3 separate regions of the Mus musculus genome follow, and all the other regions are linked to region 1. The links are chromatin loops, found by intact Hi-C in ENCODE. Cell type or tissue: heart. All regions are shown on one strand.

The links. A loop is a pair of places that touch in the nucleus more often than their neighbours do. Peaks named below come from ENCODE experiments on the same cell type or tissue, not always from the same donor. Only the 100,000 strongest peaks of a DNase experiment are listed, where the experiment ranks them.
Region 2: a loop joins it to region 1, with 3 times the contacts of the local background. A loop is called at or near these places in 15 of 42 quality-filtered maps.
Region 3: a loop joins it to region 1, with 7 times the contacts of the local background. A loop is called at or near these places in 5 of 42 quality-filtered maps.

What each region holds. Positions count from the first base shown.
Region 1 is chr6:50,454,439-50,456,938 of GRCm38, forward strand. It overlaps Osbpl3 (oxysterol binding protein-like 3), which reads right to left and starts at 1,916. Exons shown (of 24, transcript NM_001347213.1): 1 at 1,387-1,916. In heart, a CTCF peak has its summit at 1,522; DNase peaks (open chromatin) are centred at 1,023 and 1,833; H3K4me3 peaks cover 2,379 bases; H3K27ac peaks cover 1,700 bases.
Region 2 is chr6:50,525,400-50,527,899 of GRCm38, forward strand. All of the region lies in intron 1 of Gm31279 (a long non-coding RNA gene), which reads left to right. Among named protein-coding and RNA genes, the nearest start is that of Gm26289, 13 kb to the right of the region's middle. In heart, a CTCF peak has its summit at 1,487 (motif pointing left); no DNase peak of the experiment used is centred here.
Region 3 is chr6:50,380,389-50,382,888 of GRCm38, forward strand. The region is part of intron 2 of Osbpl3 (oxysterol binding protein-like 3); the gene reads right to left. Gm52900 (a long non-coding RNA gene) reads left to right here and starts at 1,304. Exons shown (of 3, transcript XR_003956428.1): 1 at 1,304-1,373. In heart, no CTCF peak of the experiment used is centred here; a DNase peak (open chromatin) is centred at 1,483; H3K4me3 peaks cover 211 bases; H3K27ac peaks cover 399 bases.

The sequences.
Region 1 (2,500 bases):
ACACCTGTCTAAAAAAGCACGGGGTTGTAAACACACATCTAAAATAGGGGACTTAAAAAAATCTAGCTAATCAGACAACTATAATATTAGGGATCATCTATATGTATCTACACAGAGCTCCCAGCAAATACCTTGATGGTTAGTGCATGCTCATCAGCAGGAGTTACTGCCATTTATTAATTTTTCCGATAAAAAAGGAAAAAGATGAAAATCCAAACCAGCCATGAAATCAATAGTCTCAGATTATGAAGAAGTTAACATTTACTCATTCCATAAATGTGTAGTGTGAGGCTGCAGTGTGGAGAGCTGCCTTCTCCACACTGAGGATGGACCGACCGAGAAATAGGACCTGGTCTCTGCTTTCCCAGGACTTCGCATCCTAGCAGCGGAAGAAGGCTGGCAGATGGAAAAACAAGCAGATGATTCCAGACAGCTTTAGGCTCTGTGAAGAGCTGCAAACAGGGCAGTGTGGAGTTGATGGACAGAATGGACATTTAGCCTGGATGCACTGCAATCTGTCTGAAGGTTTCTGGAGGCCAAAAGGAGGTCCTCACCTTGTATGATGCTTAGAGTGTTGAGTGTGGATGACCCAAAGTCAGAGCTATGCTTACCTATCTCTGAAACCATCTTCTGCAGCTACAGTGTAAATAAAATACACTACCCAAACGATCTCATCAAGTAATCAGATTCCTAGGGCACTGCGACATCGGAGGGGACTCCAATGCCCCAGCCCCGTTCCCTGACACAAGGTGAGAGACAACTTTATGTCCCTCTCAGCTCCAACAGTCTGGGAGGCGCGCGGCTGGTTAAGAAGTGTCTGAAGGACACAAGACAATGCCACGGGAGACGCCAGAGGCACCAATCACCCGCTGAGTGCTTGAAGCCCCAAGGGAAGGGTGCTCTCGGTCCCAGTGCAGACACTGTGGAGCGGTGTGACCTGACTGGGGAGGCCGAAGAGCGAGGTGCCTGCACCGCAGGGCCCCAAGCTCGAGGGTGTAGTAAAGCCTTCCTCCTGGCAGAATTAAGCAGGTTTCCTGTGCCTCCAGCCCGTCACAGCGCCAGGCTGTGCCGGGACAGCTCCTCTACGCGGCATCCTCATGCACCCGCACGCAGGCTCCTGAGATCCGCTCCTTCTCCGGGTCCATCCCCGCCAGGCTGTAACTCGAGGGGCACAGCTCCAGGGTGAGCAGCACCAGAGTGCTTCCTCCCAGAAAACTGGCGCTTACACGACAGACGACCTCCTAGTCTCAGGGCTGCCCCGTGGACCCGGGCTTCCCGGGACCACCACAGACACAGTCTGAACCATAGAGAATGGCTGCGTCCCCGAGCCTTCTCGGGGCCTCCACCACAGCTCAACCCCAGGCGGGCGGACGCCCTGTTGCTCACCTAAGTGTTCCGCTGCTGGGGACGCTTCTCGATTCCCCAGTGCGTGCTTCAGACCGAGAAGGACGCAAACCGGGCTTCTCGGGTCCCTGCAAGTCTCAGCCGACGGCAGTTCCAGCACCAGCCGCAGGAGACTGGGGCGCCGAGCGCTGCTCGCAGACAGATGGTGGGCGAGAGCCCGCGCAGTGCACCAGCTCTCCTGGTGCCGGGGTCCCTGGTCCCCTGCTACTGGCCGGTGTGCGATCCCCGCGACCAGTTCTCAATACTTCGCCTAGAACTTTAGGGCGCGCGCTGCCGGGCAATTAGCTGAAGAGCTGGAGCGAGGGGAGGGAGCTAAGAGGAGGAGCCTGAGTTCTCCACTGGGCGGAATAACGTGAAAAGGGCGGTGGAGGGGGGGCAGCAGAGTGGCTCCCACTCCCACCAATCAGGAGTCATCGGGGGAAGGCGGTGAGGCGTTGGACTTGGAAGCTGCAGGCGGATTCCGTGACGCCAGCCAGGGTTCAGGGCGTGTGGAGCGGTGGAGAGTGATGGTAGGTGTGGCTGGGCGGGGCAGCGGCTCCCAGCATCCTTAGAGTAGTGTGTGCCCCTTAGGCTTTCAATAAATATTTAGTGAATGACTTAGGAGGAAGTTGAGGTTCGCGCGAAAGGAGCTGTTTTAAGGAGAAGATTCCAGGGGACTAAAGTAGTCCAACGGACAATAATCACTTGAACACTGAAAAGAGCTGAGAATAAATAAGGGGGAAATATGTGGTGAGCCAAGGGTTAGACACAAGATATTAGAAACTGGTTCGGACTTTGGGGACCTGGCCCCCAGAAGCAGTTGTCCAGATTGGTATAGGGTTACAGAGGAGGCAGGAAGGGAGAAAGGTGTTGTTGTTGTTGTTGTTGTTGTTGTTGTTGTTGTTACAGTTCCCGTCCATAGGTTAGGAAAGAAGATGCAGTGTAGTTTGCGATCGAAACGCAGGAGCATCTGGCTAGATGTCCAGGCCCATCCGACTTCACCGCCCACTTGCCAGAATCCTAGCTTGGATGTCAGCCACTGATAATTTGAGGTCAATTTGCAAACCGCACATGAGTCCAGCGCCGCAGGTGGCCCGGTGGGCAGGGAATGATGAAT
Region 2 (2,500 bases), 71 kb after region 1:
CCCCAGTACAGGGGAATGCCTGGGCCAGGAAGCAGGAGTGGGAGGGTTGGGGAGCAGGGCGGGGGATGTATAGGGGGCTTTGGGGATAGCATTTGAAATGTAAATGAAGAAAATATCTAATAAAAAATGCCTAAAAACAAAACAAAAACACCAGTCTGAAATGGATGAGGGTTGAGTAGAGTGAAGAGAAAAATGAAGAATCGGGTGCTGATTTGTGAAGGTTGAGACACTTTTGATGAGAAATCGGAGGTGTCAAAAGTCAGCCAGACACAGATGCTGGAGTGGCAGAAAGAATCTGGGGGCAGTGTATGCTGATAGTGCAGTAAGTCGTAGGGCCATATTACGTTACCTTATTCTAGTTTCATTTCTGTTGCTGCTGACAGAAAGCAACTTAGGGGAGGAAGGAATTTATTTCAGTTCACAATTACAGGTGACAATGCGTCACTGCACTGAAGTCTCAGTGACATGAGCTTGAGACAGTGGGTCGCATCACACCCACATCAAAAGCAGAGGGCGATGAGAGCCTCCGTACTGATTTGCTTGCCTGCTTACGCTCAACTTCATTTCTCTCCTCATAATACAGTTCCGGACCCCTTCCATAGGGAATGCCGACACCGCAGTGGGCTGGGCCTTCAATTAACCTAATTAAGAAAATCCCCACAGACATGCCCGTGGGCCAAGCCAATGTGGACAATCCCTCATTGAGACTCTCTTCCCAAGGGATTACTACAGTGATACAATTGTATCAATTTGACAATTAAAGCTAACCACAAGAGGAGCTGACATGCCTAGAGAGGAAGGCCAGAGGTTTAACCTCTCTGGAAGGCCAGAGGTTAAAACCAGAAGAGTGCGACTGGGAGACAAGAGCGTTGCACCTGAGGGAAGGCGTTACAACCCAGGTGAGAGAGGGCAGTTCAGCTGTTCCACGGGTCTGGCAAGCAGTGTTTGCAGAGAACACTTCGGCAACAAGACTGACTAGGAAGAAAATGGAGGCAAGGAAGGGGAGACAATGAGTATATCAGATCAGTGCTTGCAGGAAGTAGAGAAATCAGACAGATTCTAGAAGTGAGACAGGCCGTGTGAAGGGGCCTCTCTGCAAAGGGGCGATAGGGCAGCGTGGCTGCTGCTAAGAATGATTCTCTAAAACAGAAAGAAACAATGGTGCTAGAGAATACACACTTCAAAACAAACATCCCAGTGTGTCAAAGCTCTTGGGATTTAGGACACGTGTCTGTGCCCATGTGCTTGCTTCAGAGCACCTGGAGTGAGAACCCTGCGGGTACAGTCCAGAGGGAGCAGAGCCAGATGGCAGCAACTCGATGCTTAAGCCTCTCCTGTGAACTATGACCTATTATAGCATGACATTTGGCAACAGAATTTTAGATTTAATTTTTGTTCTTCAATCCATCCCTTAAAAAAAAAAAATCTAAAATAGGAAAAGGACAGAAAGGTGCAAAGTAGAATGGATTGCTAGGATTCAACAGCGACACCTTGTGGTAGTGAGGTGAATGGCACTAGGTAATAAGTTCCTTCTGGCCGCACATTCCCTTCTACACCACAGAATCCAAGGCTGACCCCCTTCTAGTGTGCGTGTGCGTGTGTGTGTCAGAGGGTGTCTCTTCATATAGGCAAAGATGGTATTTTCCAATGGGGAAAGTGGGTTCTCAGAGTCACATTTAATAATTTAATTCTCTTCTGTGGGTTTGGAAGGCTGAGTTCCCACCTGAGTTTCTGAACTTGGGCTGTCACAATTCCTTTGTTATGTAAAGTCAGACAAGTCTCAGAAGGGACTGTGGCCAAAGTCTTGCCACAGGAAAAGGCACTTGGTCCTAGGGATTCCTGTTGTCTTGTAGTTTACAACCTCTCTTAAGATCCATAAAGAGAACTGTGGTTAATTTTGATTTTTTTTTCTTCCTATAGCTTAATGCTACAGAGGGTCGTGAGGTCCTGGAGAGATTCCCTGATACAGTAACTCAGACAGTTTAATTGGTGAGGGACAGATTAAGTTCTCAATATTTAAAATAACAAAACAAAAGTCCTGAAAAGAATGAATTGTGTAACTAGATGAAAATATTCAAAACTAATAAAAGGGGAAATTTGTGTAGCTGAAAAAAAAATGTTTCTGCCCTGACGTAATAATGAAAATACCAGAAAAGGTCATCGCTCCTATGGGACTATTATGGGATTGGGAGATCCGTGGGTGGCACTCGCAAATCAGCCTCACAGTTGGATTCTGAGACAAATTAAACCTGAGTCAGAGTCAGGGCGTGAGCCTCCACTATGCCTGCTAAAGGAGACCGCTTCTCAGCCCGTCCCAAGCCAGCATGGATTTTTACGTTAGTCTCCTCTCAGCCGGCTTCAGATACAGAGAAAAAAATGGTGTTTTGTTGGAAACTGTATTTTCTAGACTCCCCCCTCCCCCAAGTCAGCCCCTCTAGGGGTTTCCCATTCAGGTTCTGTGGAGGCCATTTGGTGACTGAAAGAAACAAATTACTGATAC
Region 3 (2,500 bases), 74 kb before region 1:
ATGGATTTAGCATAAATGATGTCAGTCCTATAAAGACAAAAAGTTTCCTTAAAACTAGGTTTCTTGGATTATTTCTGTGCCCCTCAGTTGGAAGTGCCAGCCACTTCTTCCCTGATTGGCTTCTAGAACAGAAACAGGATGTCCTGGGGATAAAAATCTTCCTCCTTGTTTAAATGAGGAGGGTTTTCAAGTTCCAGGTAGGTATCATGCTTGCCTTAAATAATCCCATATTTTCTGAATAGGGCTGACAGGGGAGATCCAATTCTCAGTCAACAGTGGAGAGCCATTCTTCCAGTGAGATGTTTTCTCCAACAAACTAGCACTCTCCTTGCTGCATGATCACCCACATGGTTCCAAGAGCCAGAACAGATCAGGGTGACTAAATATTCTTGTTGGAGAATCAGAGTTCCTGGGCTGAATGGAAGTAAGTCTAGCACCTGCATGGAAAGTCAAGTGCGGCCCAACCTCCTCTTCCTCCTGCCGTTTTATTTTTTGTTTTGTTTTGTTTTGTTTTGTTTTGTTGGTTATTATTACTTATTTCTCTGTATCTCAAAAGAAACATTTATGAAGCTGGGTGGGATGGCACAGCTTGTAAGCTCAGCCCACTGGAAGGTATCCCAGGAAAGCTAGTCTGAAGCCATGCTGGGCTTCCCAGCGAGACTACCTCAAAAAACAAAAACAAAGATGTGGGGGGTGGATACCAAAGCAGGTAAAGTGTTTACCTGGCAGGAATATGGCTTAGCTTAGTCCCCAGTGCCCATGTTGAGAATTAGACATAGCAGTACACATCTGTAAGCCTAGCATTGAGAAGGCAGACAGAAAGATCTCTGAGTCTTGTGAACTCCAAGTTTAGTGAGAGACTGTCTCAAGATAGTGATGTGGAGTGCTTAAGGAAGATGCTCAACACAGACCTCTGCTTTTTACATGCACCTGCACACACACAGATATATAACACACATAAACAAACAAACAAACAAAAAGAAAGAAACTTATGAGGCAACATGGAATAATAATGGGTGCCACAGTGAAAGACTGAAAGCTAAAAAAAAAGCAACTACATGGAGGAACTTCCATTATTGTGCATCTGGAAAGCACAGGCTCTGTGCAGGGCGCTGGTCTCAGCCCGGGCAAAGGAAACTAAGTAACTCTAGCTCATAAGGAAGAAAATGAGCAGCATGTGAGTAAAAGGAAGCAGACAGGACACGGGGCTGCTGGCAGGTGTGCTGGGTGGAGTCTAGAAGATGGGGCGGCGCCTAGCTAAACAGTAAAAAAAAAAAAAAAAAAAAAAAAAAGTGCCCTGCAAAGAATGGAGCTGGAAGAAGTCCACTTCCTGTGACATTTCTCAATCTTGGCTTCAGAACAGAGTCACCATGGTAAGCTACAAAACCCCCGAGCCTGACTCTACTTGATACTAAGGAACTTGACAGACTCCCTAGCTGTTTCTGGGGTTTCAGGGGGTTGGGCTATAGATTCACGTGGTCTTCCACAAAGCCAGATAGGCTTACACGCAGAGTTCCCTTCTCTTCATGGGGTGTTTAATTTCACTTGTGCACCGAACGCCAGACCTATGCTGTGGCATCTAATTTATAGCAGATTAAAATGCAGAGCAGGATGTGACTTAGCAGTCTGAAGGGTACGGAGAGACAGCACCACCCAAGAACCTAAAATAGCACCTGGTGGTTTGAACTCTACCCGTGGGTGGCATTACCCTCCCTTAACTGATGAAAGCTTGGGAGACACAGGATAGAGTTTTAACAATTGGCCACTGCACGCGGCATTTTAACTTAAAAGACTATCAACCGAGTCACTCTGCAAAATGCTAATGCATCTTTAAAAACTTCTCCATCTCCAATAAAAAATGTACTTATCATTTTTGAAATGTTAAAGGGGAAAAAACCCTCCATGACTAACCCTCTATAAATACGTTAACCAAGCGCTCAGACAAGAAACTAAACACTCCAGCGAGTCGTGTATCAGATATACACACCTCAAGTTTGTCAGCCATCTAACTGAGACTTAAGCTCGAAGCAAGCTCTGTCAAACAGAGCTCCTGAGTCGTACTGTGGATGCATTGTTCCCATATCACCGGGGCAATAATAGGCAATACCTCGTGAGGGAAGCACAACTTTCCTGAATGTAGGTGGCAAAAAGAGAAAAAAAACAGTCCACATAGCAAGATTTACACTTCACAGAAGGATGGCTGTGAAGAAATGAACAGGAGTCGCTTTTAAAGTGTTCAAGCTGGAAAAAGAAGGGAATGGAAGTAGAAACAGAAGGAAAAGACAGAACAAAGCAAAAGAAAATCCTGGGGTGGATTTTGGGAGCTAAAAGCCAAAAAGTTAAGAAAACTCTAAAAGCACCTCTGTTTCCAGGGTAGGCTATGTATGCCATTGTTACTCACTCTGTCCACTGCGGTAAAGTATGCAGGACTTCTGCAGGACGCAGACTCTCTGACTCCCTTTTTGCTTTGTCTTAAATGTCTATAACCGATACCAGGGCT